Regions from separate parts of the Homo sapiens genome. Here region 1 is linked to region 2. A link is an interaction called in ENCODE POLR2A ChIA-PET data of the cell type or tissue named here. Cell type or tissue: IMR-90. All regions are shown on one strand.

Region 1 (5,000 bases), 650 kb before region 2:
TGGTGGTATATGGTTTTCCTTCTCTCCTTCGGATGCAGAACTTCCTAGTTACTGCACTCACCCCATCCAACCACACCCTCTCTCGATCTCTGCTTTCTGTTGGCACCACGTGAGGACTGTGCTGTTGGAAGCGGGCCACTTCTGCACCATGTTCTTCAAGACTACAGGCCGCTGCACAGCTCAGAGGCAGCCAGGCCTGCCTGCCTCTCCACATCAGGAGAGCTTCCTGTCATGTAGAAAATGAGGTTTGGCGCATGGACCTGAAAGCTGGGGTGAACACCCCTCCTTCACACCCTCTTGGTCCTCTTTCTCTGACCAAACCACTAGCCTAAGCCAGGCTTGTATGCAAGACTGTGTAGAAAAAGGGACAGAAGTGAGTGTGAAAATAAGAGAGTGTGGCCCTCTCCACTTTGGGGCCGCTTCACTCCTTTTCCTACTGCCCCTAAAACAGAGTGCCTTCAGATTATGGGTTCTTATGTCATGGAGTGATAGCATCTGGCAGTGTTTGCCAAAGGCCTTACTGCAGGTTAGCCCAGGTCCAGGCATGAGCCCCAGTGACTAGCGAGAAAGCCAGGAATGGCTGAATGCAGTGCTGGAGCCCCTGCGGGAAAGAGCTGAGTCCCAGCCCCTTGTCTGTCTCTAACCCTGCTGCCACATCTTGGGCAAGTGACTTCCCACTCAGGGCCTCAGTATCCTCATTCTAAAACTAGGACCTTGACTGTGATGATGGCTATGGGTTCCTTCCAGCTTTAACATTATTTGGCCAATACCCAGACAATTCCTGGAGAGACACTAGGACTGAGCTAAGCTGAGTGGCCAGGCACTAACTAACTAACCTGGTTAGGTGCTCTAAACCAACAGCATAGTGGCCAAGGTGGGAATATAACCTCTCCTCCTCACAGAGATTTTCAGTCACTCCTCTGGATTTATATTTTTTAAAAAGAGAGAGAGAGAGAGAAATGACATCATAACAGAATTTATGGAAAGAAATGAAACTGGAAATAAAAGGGGGGGATTTCACTGGTATTGGGGGAGGGGAGTAGAAGCCTACACTGCCATCCTTGTTTATTTTATTATTTATTTTTGCAAGTATGTAATCAATGTGTAATCAGTCTTACTGTTTTGAATAACATGTCCTGATTGCAATTTAAGGATAGTCTCTGGGAATTGCAGCTTTTGGACCAACTGTAGAGAAAAAGCAAATGTAAAACTAAACAAACCCCTCCAAATCGCCTGCTTGACTCAACGCAGCCATTCTCCCACCCTCTTCCCTTCTGCTCTGGCCCCTGGTTGGTACCTGCTCTTTATGATCTTCTTCCAGTTTCTGGATGTAGTGGGTCTGGAGTGTGGTGATCTCTTCTCCAGAGTTTTATTTTCCACACACTAAATATCTTAAAAGTTTCATAGGCATTGCTCAGGTACAAAGTAGAAACTTTAGACAAGTATTACCTTCCCTTCCCGCTGGCTTCTTCGCTCCATTAAGGGGGCCAGGGCTTCTGCAGGGAATTCCTGCTCCCATGCCCTTTGCTGTAACCCTCACGATGACCTCTGGCTCCTAGGGTCAGGCTGGTCCACCCTCTGCAGCTGCAGGCCCACCTGCCTGCTCAAATCCAGCCCAAGCCCCGGGACTAACTCACAGCTGCTCTGACTTAAAACTCAAGCCCTCAGGGGATGCCTTAGAGTTGGGGTGGGGGGTCGGGGGGTGGATGGAGAAGGTCGGAGGGAAGAGTAGGAGGGAGGGGTGAGAAAGGGGAAAAAGAGAAATGGAAAGAATATGAGCTCTCACTAGGGCTAACTCTGCTTGTTCTTCCAGTCTGAGCTGACACAGCAGAAAGGTGGGGGAGGGGGGGCGGGGTGGGCGGGGGCGGGGGCGGTGGGCGGAGGTGGCGAGAAAAGTCCAGTTAAAGCCCCATCTCGTTTTCCCAACTCCCGTTTTGGTTGGCTCAGGGCACGCCATCCTCTCAAAGACTTGTTTCAGAGGGAGGGGGTGCGGGTGGGAAAGGAATTTGGCTCCTTCAGTTTTCCATGATCTTGCTCAACCCAGACATAAATTTGGCCAATAAACCTAACTCTGGAACTCGACTTCAACATGGCATTTTAGACCAGGCTTGGAGTTGAAGCCAGGGTGATGGAGGCCAAACCCCTCAAAGAAGCAAAGGCTGAATTCACTTTTATTTAGGTAATGCTTTTGCTTTCTTTTCCAGAAGCCTATTTTTTGTCCCACGGTGTCTCATTTCTTAATGACAGAACCGAAAGCCAGAACCCACGGCTCCCTACATCTTAAACTGAATGTCTCACCAGCACAGAGGAGACCTACCCGAACCCCGGTATCTATGCTGGGGACCAGCCCATCAAACCTCATTCCCCACCAAAAATGCCCGAAAGCAAACCCAGTACTTCCTTGACTCCCTCCACTCACCGCTATTTACTGAGCTTTGCCCATCAAATAACTCCCGTCTTTCATCTCCCTCCAGCCTCACACACATTCTTTTTTCCGTATCTATCTCTGCTCCTGAACTGGCCAGAATGAAATGCAGAGCCAGGCTCGCTCTCAGCACCCTGCTCTCGGGCCCACTCCCTCTCCAGTTGCTCAGCAACAGCCTAGCAAAACACCCTCTCCTCCGCCCTCTCCTTTCCCTCCCAGAGGCTTTGGCTGCCTGCCACCTCACTCTCTTCTGCTCCCCATTTCTGATTCCAGAAATGCACCTTTTTTGGGTTCTACATGTTTGGTTACATATAAATATATATAATATAGTATATACCATATATACAATATATAATTATATAGATATAATATGTCGTGTGTGTGTGTGTGTGTGTGTGTGTGTGTGTGTGTGTGTGTATGCTGCAACTGCGGGAGGGAGGGGGCAAATCCATATCTGCAAGCTCAGATTTTGGCGGGGGTGGGGGAGAGGAGGGAGGTAGGAGGTGTGTTGGGAAGCAGGAATTTTGGCTAAAGGACCAAAAGGGCACTCTCCCTCTCTCTGTCCATTTCTCTCTCCTTAAGAACGGTCTCTACACCATCTCCAACTTTTTGGGGACCCGCCCAGTGGTTGTCCGGCTAAAACGCCCTTTCCAGGAGCGCCCACTCCCATCCCATCTGTTCGGGAAGAAGATGTCGGCACCAGCAGCGGTGGAGCGCCGCCAACCCGCAACAGCAGCCGGCCGGGCACCTGCCTTCGGCGGGGTGGAGTCGGAGAGGAGTGCTGGGGAGGGGGCGGGTAGAAGAGGCGGCTTCGGGTTGGCCCAAAGGCACTCAGAAGGTGGGGGTTGAGCAAGGGGCGGCAGGGAATTCTACAGGGGATCTTGCTTGGGACTGAAGTGTCGTGTGTGTGTGTGTGTGTGTGTGTGTGTGTGTGTGTGTGTGATGCGCCCTCCGTGCTCGCCTAGCAATTGCGCGCGCGTGCGCTCTGCGTGTACACCCTTCACACTAGCCACATCACACTACACGCTTGGTAAATAATAAGTGGAGCCAGGATGCGGCTGAGTGACACCTTACGTTCTTTCGGTGTGACTGGATTGTTACCCAGGGCGGTGGCTCCCAAGCCGGGAAATCAATTAATGTTTTCCTTCTCCGCTAGGCTTTTCCAAATCCACATCCCCCAAGATGAAGGCGGGCAGGACCGCCTTTGAAAAGTGGATCTTAATAAAAATAATCTCACAAGCCGGTCTCTGGGGTTCCCAGAGCCTGCACATCCTCCCCTTTTCCTCTTTTTGCAGGCTGCAACCTGCAAAAAGATCGACTTTTTGCAGGTTTGGAGATCGACTACCTCTTGCAAAGCTAGAGGGGCTGGCCCCTGCGCCACTCAAACCCTGCAGGGTTTGCGGGGACTGAGGCTGAACACAGGAAGCTCTCCGGCCTCCTGGCAAGCGCGGACGCACTCCTCTCCTGCACTATAGTGACTGAAATTTGCACTTCAGAAAACTCATGTTAGGGTGCTCGTGAGTAACGGAAAGGGACAGGGAGGGAGAAGGGGATTGCCCCCGTAACTAAACTGTCTCCGTAACTAAACTACGCCAAATAAACATTGTTTAGCCAAGTTTTAACCCCTTTTGGAGAGAATCAATAGCCAGTTTGACGTCTTAGAACCCAGACTTTTATGTAGTTTATTTAACTTTTTTTTTTTTTAACTAAAGATCAGGTAACTCTTTCCAAAAAGAAACTCAGTCTAAGGGGGTAGAACTGTTCTGATTGAACAAGTAGCTGTGTCAATCATTTCAACCCTAGACTCCTGGCGCCGAGAATTTGGGGGCGGCGCAACCCGGGGGCGGGGCAAGCGGAGGCGAGGCTCCCAGTGCGTGGCTTTTCTGTCTCCGCCCCCTGAATTTTGCATTCTGCGTTTCCAGGGCCCCTCATGCACTTAATCCACACCCACTTGTGATCTGGTTTAAGAGATTGGGGAGGGCGGGGTGGGGGGATTGCGGAGGGAGGAATTGCGGGGCGGGGGTGGAGGTGGTGGTGGTGCCAGGAATCTGCATAGGCGAGGAAGTTGAAAGCTCTGAATCTCACATCCCCTTTTGCCTCCCAGCCCTATGTCCACCTTTCATCCTAGGTAAAATCTGAATTGGAGAGGGGGAAAAGGAATTAGATTCAGAAACGAACACCAGGCACAGAATACCAAACCCTTCCTTTCTACTCTTCCCCACCCCCACCCCGCACCCCCGCACTCCTAAAGTATTTTTTTCCCTTCCTGGGATAAAATAAAAGTCATTTTGCAGTTAAATATGTTTTACCATCTACCACAGGCAATCATCTTCAATAAAAAGCAATGGTTATGCACATGGGAGGGGCTTCAGGGCTCCCACCCGAAAGGCATTAGCTACCAAGGATGTGGGGTGTTTGTGGTGTGTGTGTAGGGGTGGAGGGATAGAAACGTCTGGAGGCACGGGGGTGGAGGGGCCAAGAGGGACAAAGGTGGAATTAGCTCAGAAGATAGGTAATGCCTCTCTCTCCAGGCCGCAATTAAAATAATATTTTAACAAAAGAGATTTTTTTTCCA
Region 2 (5,000 bases):
TAACATTTCTAAATACGTGTTTTTTGCCATGTGCTTGATAGGCAATGGAAATAATGAACAAAATTCTCTCAAGCAAGATTGGCCCTATGAACAAGTGAAGATGGTGGGCGATTTCAGCTGCTTCAGAATCACTCTACCTGTCTCAAGGACAAAGGGAAGAAACCCACAATACTAGATGTATTATATATTTTCTAGAGTCCAAAAGTGGTGTGGCTCAGTACATAATGTCTGTGGATCTGATACTTGAAACAACTTACATCCCACGGCACTGTTGTTCACCTCAGTGGATGCGGGACCTCTCACTGCTGGCCGGCCTCCTGAATTGTTCTGTTTCCAGAGTGTCTTCTGCAAGGCCTTTCCCCACAGGTTGCTGGAGACTTTATCACTGTTGCAGGAGGCCCAGCGGCTTCGCCCCAGAGGCCACCAGTGCCACCCAGGTAAGGCAGTGCTACTTCTGAAGTGCTGAACATTGCTGCTTCCGCTGGGCATTGCAGCTGCACCGCTGCGGCCGTCCATCTGTACACATCTGTCTGTCCAGCTGCGCCATGGAGCCCAAGACGTCATTCAAAGATCGCAACACCAAGAGTGCTCTTCCTGGGAGCTGCTACTCCTCAGCCACTGCTCACCATCCCTCTCCATTTGAGCTTTCCGAGAAGTTTGATGAGGTAGAGGAGAATATGATTCCATACCCTTTGTGTGGGGGCAGGAGAGGGGTCCATGGCAGTGAAAGTTGGGTGACAAATAATATAGTGTTTAGTTAAACTGTTCTATAAGCATTTAGTGACAGTCCTCTCACTCCTAACAACCCACGCCTGAGTGAGTAGAAGCTGTGACCACTGTTGACTGAATATAAATTACCAAAATATCAGAATCACTCCTCACTCTCCAGCCATTGTTTTGTTATGAGTTACTTTAATTTATGTAATGTATACAATGTGCTGAGAGCATTGGTAGGTACATAGTAGTCCCTACACAAATATTTTGTTGTGGTTGTTGCTAAGCATTCAAGTCCTTCCTTGAGAAGCAGGTATCTCTTAAAAACTCCTAAGGGTCATTGCAACCAACTTCTCAAAGATCGTCAAACAATCCCAACTATGTCTGAATCTCTTCTAAAACTCATACCCACACAACGATTCTGCTAGCCAGAAACTGTTCACTTCACGTTATTCATAAGAAAACTAAAGCTCAGAGAGGTTAAGCAACTTCCTCAAGGTCACAGAGTAACAAGTGATGGAACCAGGATTCAAACTCAGGACTGCCTGATTTTGAACCCATTTATACTATGGATAGAATAGAGGGTTAGAGCAGTGAATCTCAACCAAGGGTGATTTTACCCCATCAGGGGACATTTGGCAATCTCTGGAGACATTTTCATTCGTCACTGCTTAGGGAGAGGGAAGTAGTACTGGCATCTAATGGGTAGAGGCCAGAAATGCCACTAAATGTCCTGCAATGCACAGGACAGGCCTCTCCCTCTCTCCCTACAACGCCCCCCAACAAAAGGTATCAGGTTCAAATGTCAACTGTGCTGAGGTTAAGAAACCCAGGATTGGAGGAACATATTAATACATTAAATTGCTAGGAAAGAAAAATCCAGGGACAGCAGGAAGAACATATTGAAAAAATACATTCATGATTACGGGTTGAAGTAGGATTTTGGTAAGCAGAGGTAGAAGGCAAGAATAGTAGAGAGAACAGCATGAACAAAGAAGGAGAAGAAATATAAGAGATATTTGCAGGAAACTAAAAGTCCAGGAGCAGGGAAGAAGTGGAAGTAGAAATTGAAAAGCTACATTGAGACTTAATTTGGGGAGGCCTGGAATGCAAAGAATTTAAGTGTAGAGAGCCTGGAACAAAATTTCTCAAAGTATTTGTCTTGAGCTCACCACGCTCACCAAGTAACATGAGGGTCTGTAAAAAAAAAAAAAAAAAATTCTTTTTTTAAATCCAAGCATTCTGCATCAATGCAATGGATATATGGCCTTAGACAATTTCAGTCCTCTCCCATCACTTGAAGAAGGAAAAACTGGGGCCCAGGGTATGAGGTCACTTCCCCATGGTCACTGGTGACTTAGTGACTGGGCTGGAACTGAAACCAAATCTTGGGATTAGATCCAGTGTTTATGATATATAGTTTGGTCCCTGGGATCTCAAAAGCACAGCCAGTTTTTTCTCCCTTTTATGATTCTTCTTGTATTTGTATAGAGAAGATTATCGGTGAATCGTCTTCATTATTTCCCTATTCCTACTTGAAGTGCCCAAAATGTGCAAGGCCAAATATTGTGGCACAAGCCAAATAGCATTTTTCTACTAAAAAAGAAAAACGCTGTTGAGGAAAGAGGGTCGGAATAAATGGAAGGGCTATTATTTTGCCCTTGGAGGCATTTTCTGAGAATCAAGGTTGAGGCCTGACAGGTATTTCCCATTTCAGCTTTGCATGTGGGCCCAACTTGAATGAAGAATTGAGATTTGGCTAAAGAGGCAAGTAACATAATCCTAAAAAGAATCCCAGGGATGGATCCAGGCGAGGCAGCTTGTACACAGAGCCAGGCGTCTTTGACCCACAGAACATTTCACAACCTGAGAGCTTCGTTTTGGAATTTTTGTATTTATTCCTCTCAATTGGGCAAAAAAAAAAAAAAAAAAGAAAGAAAAATTACATTCCCACTGCAACATAAAGGTTATTTATTTCCAAACAAAAGAATTAGGAAATGTGAACTTTAAGGCTTTGAGACTAACATTAACTCATCGGCAACAGACAGATGGTATTTTGTATCTTCAATGAAGAGGCTGTTAAATGTGAACTTAATACATCTGGGATGAGTCATCAGGGTGAGCTAATTTGCTAAAACCTTAGCTTTTGCATTTCCTGATTAGATTTTTTTTCTCTTTTCATCTTTCAATCTGGCATCTTCATCCCTAACAATTTTCCATTTAACACAAGGGAAATACTTTGAATTTTCCTTTATTTGTAGTTTCACCAGGGTCATTCTAGGGCATTTTCCTCAGGCTTAGTTTAAAATTGTGATGAAACAATTTAGAAAAAAGACTTTAATATGGATATGTCATTTAATATGAAGGTATCAAGTTATTTAAGAGGGACATTATATATAATATTATGTATATATTTATATACTACATATACATGAATATATTTTATATATTTATTTATTTTCCCCCTTTCCAATGATCTTCTATTGGTAGTACTTCCTTCCACATTTGCTTATTTCTGCTAAGTGCTTATGTGACTCCCATGTATAATTTTTTCAGATTGACGAGATAGGATTTTGGTTTTGCCCTTTTTTCCTCAAAGTGTCCCTTTAGTGTGCTGGATCTCTTATTAAGTCTATGAGATAGAAATCCTCGCTGTCATGTATGTATTCAATAGATGTTTCCTAAATGTCTCATATGTATGCCTCCCCTTAATAATTCCCATGATGTTTAGGAAGCTGTGATGGTGCAGTACATCACCAGGAAGAAAATGTTATTATTAGACACCTACAGAAAACACGTTGCTCCAGACTGTGGTCCAAAGTGTTTGTTGGCTTTTCTTATTGAGTTATCTATTAGTCTGTACAGAATCCACCCCCAGGGGACATGGTAAAATCCATCTTTCTTTCTCTAAGGATCCCTCACTCTCTTCTGCAACTCTGTTCTTCCCCAACAGTCCTGGCTTTGCCCTGGAAGCGGGGTTTGTCAGATCCTTCCGGGGAAACTTTTACTGCATCAGTGAGTGTTTCTTTTGCTAATACTTGTTGAGAATTTAGAGGTGATAATTCATCTCATCTCTCTCATTACCACCACCACTTCAACTTTGGAATCAAGGAGTCAGATAATAGGAAAATCAAAATATCAGCATTATGGCAAATAAATCCATTTTTGAAACTATTGGTGTGGGCCCATGGCCAGAAAGGAATTCTCAATTCCCAGATTTAGACCTTGGGGCCTCTTCTCAAGGGAGTGAGAGAGTCTGCAGAGAAGCCTCTCTAACCCAGAGTCCCTCTCTCATATCCATTAGGCTACAGGAGTCAGGAAAGAAGAAGTCAGTGCTCTAAAGAGCCTCCAGGAAGTACGTAAAACTGACCCCTAACCTCCATGAGCTCAGTAGGGAAGAAAGGACAAGGGCAGATGTAGGAAAACAACAACTCAGATGGGACTGAGCCACAGGTTTCTAAACCTTGAAACCCAATCGCACAAACACGATGGGGTGGGCAAAGAGAGGCGCGTTCTTCCCAACTTTTTCTTGCTGGGTAGAGTAGTGGAAATCTTCTCCCTTTCTGAAAACATGAAGAATACAGAAGGTCTCCTCTAACACTCTCAAGATTCTGTTTTCTTAAACTATTAGGTTGTAATTAGACTAGTGGTCTACCAGGGCTTAGGCTGTTCCCTTGGGTAGTCTCAGGGCAGTCCTACTCCTGCCTTTGTGAGGTTTCTCTCTCCATGTCAACCCCCTCTTCCTTGTGTATACTGTCTGGATCATGGTGTACAGTTTAATCTTTGCCCTGGTAAACTCTAATACTTAAAACTCTTAATACTTAGACAAGTATTTACCTAAGTATTAAGTAAATACTCTAGGCTTGAAATGTATTCCTTATTCTATATATTATCTCAGATTGTCACTGGCCAAGATGCCCAATAGAATTCATCAGAAGTTATACACCACACCCAAATAATACCAATACAACCTAAAATACAATGTCAGTGCAATAAGAATAACTCAAGTTTGAATTTGAACTATCTCCTAATATTAAACTCCCAGAGAGCAATCAAGTCCAAAATTCAAATCCCTTTTAGTATTATAATCTAAAGAAATTAAAGGCCAACATTCTTAAAGACTACAAAAATTAAAGCCATATCTTCTCCATTTGTAAAAAAATATTGCTTAGTCTCACACATAAGGATCTTTAGATTCCTTAATAGAGTGTGGCTTCTGCATTTATAGCCTCTCACTGAAATAAGGGTGGTTCCTTTAGGATCTCCACAGTTGGATTAATCAAAGC

Evidence for each region. Peaks named below come from ENCODE experiments on the same cell type or tissue, not always from the same donor. Only the 100,000 strongest peaks of a DNase experiment are listed, where the experiment ranks them.
Region 1: POLR2A ChIA-PET joins it to region 2 with 17 read pairs; 5 of 35 experiments call an interaction of 5 or more read pairs at or near these places.

Annotation. Positions count from the first base shown.
Region 1 is chr2:216,689,037-216,694,036 of GRCh38, forward strand. The region is part of intron 1 of IGFBP5 (insulin like growth factor binding protein 5); the gene reads right to left. LOC124900515 (a long non-coding RNA gene) reads right to left here and starts at 2,528. Exons shown (of 2, transcript XR_007088080.1): 1 at 2,420-2,528; 2 at 1-1,391. In IMR-90, no CTCF peak of the experiment used is centred here; DNase peaks (open chromatin) are centred at 2,025, 2,595 and 4,335; H3K4me3 peaks cover 4,327 bases; H3K27ac peaks cover 4,410 bases.
Region 2 is chr2:217,335,917-217,340,916 of GRCh38, forward strand. DIRC3-AS1 (DIRC3 antisense RNA 1) reads left to right here. Exons shown (of 6, transcript NR_133642.1): 5 at 42-665. All of the region lies in intron 8 of DIRC3 (disrupted in renal carcinoma 3), which reads right to left. Among named protein-coding and RNA genes, the nearest start is that of DIRC3-AS1, 56 kb to the left of the region's middle. In IMR-90, no CTCF peak of the experiment used is centred here; a DNase peak (open chromatin) is centred at 2,795; H3K27ac peaks cover 3,779 bases.